Regions from separate parts of the Mus musculus genome. Here region 2 is linked to region 1. The links are chromatin loops, found by intact Hi-C in ENCODE. Cell type or tissue: gastrocnemius. All regions are shown on one strand. Links, peaks and the distances in the headings refer to the core of each region. The heading gives the core; the rest is flanking DNA.

Region 1 (4,704 bases), core at 944-3,443:
CACTTATACTTGGCACACATGTATGATCCTACACTGTGCTTGGCACACTCATGTACTCCTACACTTGGCACACACTTGTGATCCTCCACTTGCACTTGGCACACATGTATGATACTACACTTACATTTGGCACACATGTGTGATCCTATACTGTGCTTGACACACATGTGTGATCCTATACTGTGCTTGGCACACACATGTACTCCTACACTTGGCACACATGTGTGATCCTCCACTTGCACTTGGCACACGTGTGATCCTCCACTTGCACTTGGCACACATGTGTGATCCTATACTTGCACTTGGGAAATAAGAGCAGGATGACCCAGGGATCTGAGGCCATCCTAAGCTACAGGACTCCCTGAGAACCCAGCCTGCCACAGGAGGACTTGTACTGTGGGTACCATAGATTACCATCATTTGCCTACTGCAATGGTAAGGATGTAGTGTGTGCTGTTTCAGCTCTTATTCCTGTATGGCTATATCTTAAGTGAAAGCAAATAAGCAAATTCTAAAACCTTGAAAATATATGAAATATTTTTTTTTCAAACAAGAGGAACGAGGCTGTCTTCAGTTTAGTTAGTATCAATGGCGGATGAGAAACTAGAACTACACTGGCCAAGGAAATGACGATGCTTGCAGGAATCCTCACCACAATTCACCTCTTCAGGAAAAGCCACGGGCTGGAGAGATGGCTCAGAGGTTAAGAACACCGACTGCTCTTCCAGAGGTCCTGAGTTCAATTCCCAGCAACCACATGGTGGCTCACAACTATCTGTAGTGAGATCTGATGCCATCTTCTGGTGTGTCTGAAGACAGCCACAGCTATAGTGTACTCATATAAATAAAATAAATAAATCTTAAAAAAAAAAAAAAAGGAAAGGCCAGTCAGTTCTAGGACTGACATTGCAGGAAAGAAAGTATTTCATAAATGAGCAGTGCTTCCTCATAGCCATTGATTCTGAGGTGGGGGAGCTGCAGCTAATAACAGCATTTCATTCCGGCTCATAAGACAGGAAGATCAGGACAAACTTGGGGCCAGCTTTGTGTACACAGAGACCCTGTTATAAAGAACAGGGCTTGGCAACTCCCCTCCCCCCCAAATACTACCCAAAAGTTCATGCTGTTCGAGGCTAAATAGATCCTTTTCTTTTCCAACCTCAACTCAAATGCTAGTTCATCTGACAGTATTCGACATTCTCACTTGGCAAATAGGAATACTTCTGTATTTGCATGACAGAGAAACAAAAGCACTTAAGAGTCTGTAGTCTGGTGTCTAACAAGAAAAGGTTGGGGCTGGTGAGATGGCTCAGTGGGTAAGAGCACCCGACTGCTCTTCCGAAGGTCAGGAGTTCAAATCCCAGCAACCACATGGTGGCTCACAACCATCTGTAACGAGATCTGACTCCCTCTTCTGGAGTGTCTGAGGACAGCTACAGTGTACTTACATATAATAAATAAATAAATAAATAAATCTTTAAAAAAAAAAAAAAAAAAAAAAAAGAAAAGGTTGGGAGTTATCTTGACCATGTTAAAGTTACAGGCTTAGTACCCCAGAAAGGGAAGACTTTAAAAAGGCAAGCAGAAATGAGACGAGGAGGATGGGCCCTGAAACGTGGTGGCTAGCTGGACAACTTAGGCCGGCAAGGCCTAACTGACCGGGGAACAAGAGAGGAAACAAGCCAGGGTCACTAGGCTGAAGCTTGCATGATAAATCCCGACCTCTAGGATTAACAGCTGACTGTAGAGGTGCACATGTGTGTAAGCACAGGGAAATGCTTATTACACGGATGACTCGCCAGGTTAGGGATGTACCTCAGTGATACCTGGCACCAAGGGGCATGTTTGGAAAGCAGGTCTTTGTGGACATGTTGAGTGTTAGCAGCCCTATGAACACTACCATCAGGCAGTTGGACTGTAAGGTCTATAGACAGACTGGATAGTTGCTCAGAGAGTTATCAAGGTGTAACAAGGGATATCTTCCTCGAAGCGGAGGCTCTCTCCAGCAAGGGCTCAGGTAACAAGAGACAAGGCCTAAGACCTTATCTATGATCCTCCACAGTACAAGAGTGAAGGCTCCTGTTAAAACATGGAAGAGACCCCACAGACGAAATGAATGAAGATTTAAGTGGAAGTCACAGGCATGACCAACAGATGGCACCAAAAATCCCAGTCTCAGGTAAGTTCCTCAGTGTGTGCCAGCGCAGCGAGCGGCCCCTCAGTCAGACCAGCTTTCTACTGCTGGGAAAGCTGTTTTATCTACAAAATCCCTGTTCTAATGCAGTGAAATCAACCTCCACCTGCTGCTTCAACCTCAGTAGCTGCAGCTATACACAGACAGCGGTCTCCTCGCCCACTTTCCGAGCATAGCAGTAAGTAAGCCCTTGTAAGCCCAGTATAGAGGGTATAGATTCTGGAGCCAGGCTGCCTTGTCAAATCCTATACCTCCGTTGACTATGCTGACTTGGGGCAAACTGCTTAGCTAGCTCTTGAGCCTCCCTCCCCCTCTAGCACCCCTCCCTCCAGTCTACTGAGAGGTTATTACAATACACACCTTGTCTAAGGTTACCATGACAACCAAATTGTTTCTGGCACTGTGCTTGGCACACACTAATTGTTCCTTGTGAACTATCAGGAGATGCCTGCTTTATAGAGCTGCCACTGGCCATGTGGGTGAGCACTCATCTTCCATTTTTTTCCTGCTTTAGCTTGACTTTACTCAAGCCATTTCTTCTACCATTTCTAGCCCCCTCTTTTCTGATCACAGAAAGCTGTCTTACTCCAGCCACATCTTGTGTCTAACTAACGTGCTGTCTTGTGTACACAGAGAATAGGCTGGCAGTGCTAGAGACCCACACCATGGCCTCCTAGGCACTTATCCTTCAAGCCAACCTGCTCTTTGGTCCCGCTAAACCAGTAGTTCTAACCAGCTCTGGCACTTGTCCTGGGAGTTTTTCCATCTAAACCATGAGGGCTGGACTGGGATGTAAGAGACAGCAGGCACCAGCTCCTTCCCAGTGCCAGGCTGATCCCAGAAAGGCAGCGGCTGTGGAAGGCAGAACTCCAAACCAGCACAGAAGGAAATACCCGGCATTCCACCATCAACCCTGGCCTCCTTACCAAAGAGCATTAGAAACCCAGACGAGCCGGGCGGTGGCAGTGAACGCCTTTCATCCCAGCACTTGGGAGGCAGAGGCCAGCCTGGTCTACGGAGTGAGTTCCAGGATAGTCACAGATAGAGAAACCCTGTCTCGAAAAAACAACAAAAAACCCAAAAACACCCAGATGAAGTCCAGACACTTAGAGAATGCCTAAGAAGAGAAGGTAGGACCTTTGACCAGATGGGGAAGGAGGACGCTGTTTGGGAGATAAACTGACCAGAAATTCCTGGGAGTGCAGCACATGTTTGGGGACCTTTTTCAGTTCCAGAGAGGTTGACCCAGGCCTTCCTTCTCTTAAACTGCTTTAAGGTTGTTCTTAAGGTGTCCTAAGTTATGCTGGAAGCCAACCTAGCTATTAGTCTGAGCAGAGCAGGTATTAAGCTACTTCTAGTCTCCCCAAATTACTTTTTCTAAAAAATTACTTTATGTATAAGTACACTGTGCTGTCTTCAAACACACAAGAGGGCATCAGATCTCACTAGATAGTTGTGAGCCACCATGTGGTTACTGGGAATTGAACTCAGGACCTCTGTTAAGGTCAGTGCTATTAACTGCAGAGCCATCTCTCCAGTCTCTCACCCTCCCACCTCCTTTTTTTTTCCCCCAAGACAGGGTTTCTCTGCATAGCCCTGGCACTCACTTTGTAGACCAGGCTGGCCTCCAACTCAAATCTGTGCTGGGATTAAAGGCCTGCACCACCACTCCCAGCCTTTTTTTCCCCCCCAATTACTTTTAAACCTTATAAAAATTTCCTCAAATTTCAATTGAAATCCCTACTCCATTCCATTTGCCTTTAAGTTAAATTCCTGTCACAATCCCAGGGAAATTCCTCCCACTTTTAAAGACCTCTGAATTCACCTTCTTAGGTCTAGGCTTAGCTGGCTTTCCTTCCTGTAGAGGTTAACTGCTGTTTTTCACCACCTTCACCAGTCCTATCACTCTTACTCTCCACTTGCAGGTATATATTGACTCACTTGTGGCAGAATGAACTGTCACTATTTTGGACACTCCTCAGCCTCTGCTCCCATTTCCTTTGGTACACTAAACTAAAGCCTCACTTTGAAGAGCTGTGCATCACACAGCTCCTGAATGAAGACTTGGAACTTAAGACAGAGTGGAGTGCCTTATAACCTGGTTGAACTCAAACTAAGCTATCCCCTTACCTGTTTGGTCACTGATAGGTACTTAGTACCAGTCCTTGTCTAGCACTCTAGGCTTCAATTCTTAGCACTCTTAAAAGACAGACCTAGGGGCCAACTGGGGGATATAGCTAATGATGATGTGATACCCAGCACCGAATCAAGCAGAACAATCGCCACCCACCCCAGCACCAATAATACTCAACCATTTCTTCTGAGCCACTTTGAACACAGAAACAAATCTCACTAAGAAAACTAACTCAAAACTTCAATAATATTTTCTTTATTTACATGTTAGACTCAAGAAAGAAAAGACAGTCTTGGGGCCAACTGGAGAGGTGACTAAAATCCCCAGGCCCCAAATGGAGTGGAAGTAAAAGGGAAAAGTAGAAAAAAAAAGTCAA
Region 2 (4,704 bases), core at 1,508-4,007, 75 kb before region 1:
TGATCAGCAACTTTACGGTCTCTCTGGGCCCGCGTCTCTATGGCCCACTGGTTGGGGTAAAGGCCTGGAAAGCGCCGTAAGGGAGCAGCAGGGACCTCTCACCGGCTCCGGGATCCTCTCGGTTCTCGGTTTGCTGGGACGTGGCACTCACGCCTCGAGCTCCCGCGAGATCCGGAAGCTCCCTTTCTTGCCTGCGCCCCGATACCTTTACCAACATGGCGGCGCCCCGAGGGCGGCGCGGCCACGGCGTCAGGACGCATGCGCAGAGCTGGGGGGTTATCCGAGGGGACGGCGGGCTGGCGGGCACCGCCTCCTCCGTTTCCACCTCGGCGAAGGGGCGGGAGCTCAAGGCGAGACTTCCCGTCTGTACAAAGATGGCGGCCGCGCCGGTGCTGTCATCTCAGTGCCGAGCCGAGCGCGGCTCTTGAGTCGCGCTGCCACAGGCCGCGGCCTGCTCGCCTCCGCGGCTTCGTCGCGGCCCCCGAGTCCCCCGCTGTCCCCCCTGCGCGTCCCTGGCGCCTCTCCGGCTTCCCCGCCCTCGGCCCGGGCGTCATGTCTTGGGCCACTCGTCCGCCCTTCCTCCCGCCGCGGCATGCCGCGGGGCAGTGTGGGCCGGTGGGGGTGAGAAAAGAGATGCATTGTGGGGTCGCGTCCCGGTGGCGGCGGCGGCGGCCCTGGCTGGATCCCGCGGCGGCGGCGGCGGCGGCCGGAGAGCAGCAAGCCCTGGAGCCGGAGCCGGGGGAGGCTGGCCGGGACGGGATGGGCGACAGCGGGCGGGGTGAGTGTCCCGTGGGCCCGGGCCGGCGCCCCTCGCGCCCCCTCCCCGCGCTCCCGCCCCCTTGTTTGTAAACACGCGCCCTCGACGTCCCGAGGCCCAGCGCCCTCCCCCGGGGCGGGGCGCGGCGGGGGAGCTTCCGCCCTTCAGGTTCGGGCCCGCGGCGGGGCCTGCGTGCGCGGTCTCGGGCGTGGGAAGGACACCGTTCCCCGTGGGCTGGAGGACTCTGGGCATTCGAAGGCTGAGCTTACGCTCTGGGACCGGGTATTTCTGCCATACTCTTTGCCCCGAATGTTCTAAGTTGGGGTTGGACGAGGGGTTCGCTGCTACACCTCCACGTGCTGCTTCACAGCCCCCCCTCCCGAGGTCAGCTTGGGATGACCCAGTAGCCCCGCCTGACCTGCCTCCCTTTTTGTCAACCGCCTCCTCTCACGACTATTAGAAGTGAAATTGTTGTTTGGCCACTTGGTATTTCTGAACTCCAGGGTTGCGGGCTGTGGTGGGTCAGGGAGAATTAAAGTGTCCATTTGGATGATCAAAAGGCTCACTTTCTCTTCTTGTCTCTCCTGTCCGTGTGTGTCTGCCTTGTACGTACCCACTTCTCAGATTCCCGAAGCCCAGACAGCTCCTCCCCAAATCCCCTTTCTCAGGGGATCCGTCCGTCTTCTCCTCCTGGCCCACCTCTTACCCCTTCAGCACCTCCACCTCCAATGCCACCCCCGCCACTGGGCTCCCCCTTCCCAGTCATCAGTTCTTCCATGGGGTCCCCTGGTCTGCCCCCTCCGGCTCCCCCAGGATTCTCCGGGCCTGTCAGCAGCCCTCAGGTGAGAGAGAGGTTGTGGCCTGCTTATTGCCACTGTGCCTTCAGTTCCTTGTTCTCAACTTCTCACCCCCACTCCCCATCTTTGGGTGAACTTCCCCAAAACCCGTTGATCTTTCTAGTTCTCTAATCATAGCAAGCCTGTGGTCTCGGACCCCTTGCTCTTCCTGAAGGGGGTGGTCTGTGGGGGTGCATGCTTCATCAGCTCTGTTTTGAAAACAAACCCTAAGCCTGCAGGGAATATTTTTGATGTCCTGTTCAGCTCACGGTGGCTTTGCTGCCCTTTTCGCTTCAATATGCCTGCCCTTCTAAGACCTGTGCCCTTCAGGGCCACTGTAGCACAATTACAGAAGGGTGGACATCACTCTTGGTGTCACGTGCAAGGAAGGCCCTTTACGTTAGACAGTAGTGTCCCCAGTACCTTCTGGAATAGTACAGGGCTTGCTCACAAGCAGGAAGTGGTTTGCCTGACATATGAGAGTCTCCTGTGACTTCCCTGTCTCCCCCATCCCAGATCAACTCCACAGTGTCGCTCCCTGGGGGTGGGTCTGGCCCCCCTGAAGATGTGAAGCCACCGGTCTTAGGGGTCCGGGGCCTGCACTGTCCACCCCCTCCAGGTGGTCCTGGGGCTGGCAAACGGCTCTGTGCAATCTGCGGGGACCGAAGCTCAGGTATGGGGCTCAGCACAGCCGTAGAAGAAAAAAGCACGTCGGGGCTGTTTACCACTGCCTATGGGGCTCCCAAGGGTTCTTGAGGCTGGTCAGAGCAAGGAGGCCTATGGGACCTTTAGATTCATATCAGATGTGGAGAGGGGTAGGAGTGGGGGTGCTACATGGTTTCTGGTCACCGAAGACTGAGTCACCTTTTTGGATGAAACACAGGAAGGATTTAGACTATGTTCCCTCTCTGGGCAGATTGGTAAGAGACTCCCTAAGAAGGAGGTCTCCACAAAACTGTCTTAACTGCCAACCTTTCTCGTAGGCAAGCACTATGGGGTTTACAGCTGCGAGGGCTGCAAGGGTTTCTTCAAGCGCACCATTCGGAAGGACCTGACCTACTCGTGTCGTGATAACAAAGACTGTACAGTGGACAAGCGCCAGCGGAATCGCTGTCAGTACTGTCGCTATCAGAAGTGCCTGGCCACTGGCATGAAAAGGGAGGGTAAGGGCCTGCCCCGGCCAGGCCTCAGTCACAGGCCCTTCTCCAACCCTGTGGGAGAGCCCTGAGGAGGAACAGGGGAGACTGCTGAGGGCCCCATGGCCTCCATATCTTGGGACTTTGCTCACTTTCTCCTCCAGGGGGCGCAGTTGGGTTTCTCTTTCCTGTCCTCCACAGCTTGGTACCTCTCAGTGTCTCTGTCTCTGTCTCTGTCTTCATGGTTGCATCTCAGGGTTCATCCACCTCCCAGCAGAGTTTGGCCCTAGGGCGAGGTGACCTCTTTCCTCATGGGTCTTTGTTTCCTCTCCTCCACTGCACACAGCCCTTCCCTCTTTTGATGCCATGTTCTTTCCCTAGTCTCCCAGTCTTTCCTTGGACCTGGTTAAACTACAGAATCACTGAAGAGGTCGGGACTTGGTGTCTCTCCTTCTGTCTCTAAGCAAAGCTGACTCCTGGAATTCTAAGAGATATTTTAGAGCTCATTTTGGTCCAATTCCTGCTTTAAAAAAGATGAAAGTCAGCCCTCCCGGGGTTACCCCAGCAGAGTGATAGGACCAGCATCAGAACACACACCGTCCAGACCAGACCAGGCTCTTTCTGCTGCTGCTCTTTAGTTAGCAGAGCTTAGAGTTTGCCATCAGGAGTGTCTGCAGTCAATGTATAGCCCTGGCTATCCTGGAACTCACTCTGTAGACCAGGCTGGCCTCGAACTCAGAAATCCGCCTGCCTCTGCCTCCCAAGTGCTGGGATTAAAGGCGTGCGCCACCACCACCCGGCTCATCGTTTTTTGTTTTTTGGTTTTTTTTAAAGGTTTATTTATTATATATGAGTACACCTTAGCTGTTTTTAGACACACCAGAAGAGGGCATCAGATCCCATTACAGATGGTTGTGAACCACCATGTGGTTGCTGGGATTTGAACTCCAGACCTCAGAAAGAGCAGTCAGTGCTAGAGCTTTATTATAGAAAGGCAGGGGGGAAGAGAGAAGGTAAAAGAGAGGCCGGCCATAGCCAAGAGGAGACAAAGGGGGAAAGGAGAGAGAGAGAGAGAGAGAGAGAGAGAGAGAGAGAGAGAGAGGAAAGGCTAGAGAGAATAAGAGGGGGAGAGTGAGAGGAGAGGAGAGTAAGAGCAAGAGAACAAAGGAGTGAGAGCAGTCAGTGCTCTTAACCACTGAGCATCTCTCCAGCCCTCATCCTTGATTCTTGTACCCTTCTCTTTTTATCTGCCTATTCGTTTACTTTTTGTGTGTTTATAATTTGTGGCGGTGGGGCCAGAGCTCAGGGTCTGGTGTGTGCTGGACAGATTTGCTTTTGGACTCTTCTACCCTTCTGATCCTAATTACCTCCCTGGTCGCTTTATCTCAAGGGACATTGGCCCTGAGAAGGCCCCAAATGAGTTTCAGACAACCCCATAGTTGGCTTCTAATTTTGCACTTCTCTTTCCCCACCCCACAGCGGTTCAGGAGGAGCGTCAACGGGGGAAGGACAAAGACGGGGATGGAGATGGGGCTGGGGGAGCCCCTGAGGAGATGCCTGTGGACAGGATCCTGGAGGCAGAGCTTGCTGTGGAGCAGAAGAGTGACCAAGGCGTTGAGGGTCCTGGGGCCACCGGGGGTGGTGGCAGCAGCGTGAGTGATGGGATTGATTCTTTCTCTCCTGGGGTGGGGGTTGGGAGAAGGAGTCGGGTATGTTCCATCTCCCCTCTTCCCTTCTTTCAGTCCCTCCTTACCTTGCACTGAACTAAAAGGCCTTTCAATAATCTGAGGTGAGCCAGGTGTAGCGATCCATGCCTATAATGTCAGCACTTGGGAAGGGAGAGACAAGTGGATCTCCATGAGTTCAAGGCCAGCCTGGTATACATAGCAGGTTTCAGGCCAGTCGTGACTACATAGTGAGACTCTCTCTTAGAAAGTCTCGTCTCTGACACGGGGTGAAAGCTCCCTCTTCTCTG

The links. Peaks named below come from ENCODE experiments on the same cell type or tissue, not always from the same donor. Only the 100,000 strongest peaks of a DNase experiment are listed, where the experiment ranks them.
Region 2: a loop joins it to region 1, with 3 times the contacts of the local background. A loop is called at or near these places in 14 of 42 quality-filtered maps.

What each region holds. Positions count from the first base shown.
Region 1 is chr17:34,107,463-34,112,166 of GRCm38, forward strand. Brd2 (bromodomain containing 2) reads right to left here. Exons shown (of 13, transcript NM_001204973.1): 13 at 4,557-4,704. Among named protein-coding and RNA genes, the nearest start is that of Brd2, 13 kb to the right of the region's middle. In gastrocnemius, for the core only: a CTCF peak has its summit at 2,154 (motif pointing right); a DNase peak (open chromatin) is centred at 2,208; H3K27ac peaks cover 753 bases.
Region 2 is chr17:34,031,446-34,036,149 of GRCm38, forward strand. It overlaps Rxrb (retinoid X receptor beta), which reads left to right and starts at 367. Exons shown (of 10, transcript NM_011306.4): 1 at 367-778; 2 at 1,382-1,599; 3 at 2,110-2,266; 4 at 2,577-2,756; 5 at 4,209-4,381. The coding sequence starts at 553. Slc39a7 (solute carrier family 39 (zinc transporter), member 7) reads right to left here and starts at 245. Exons shown (of 7, transcript NM_008202.2): 1 at 1-245. In gastrocnemius, for the core only: a CTCF peak has its summit at 2,882 (motif pointing right); DNase peaks (open chromatin) are centred at 1,509, 2,185 and 2,789; H3K4me3 peaks cover 902 bases; H3K27ac peaks cover 1,081 bases.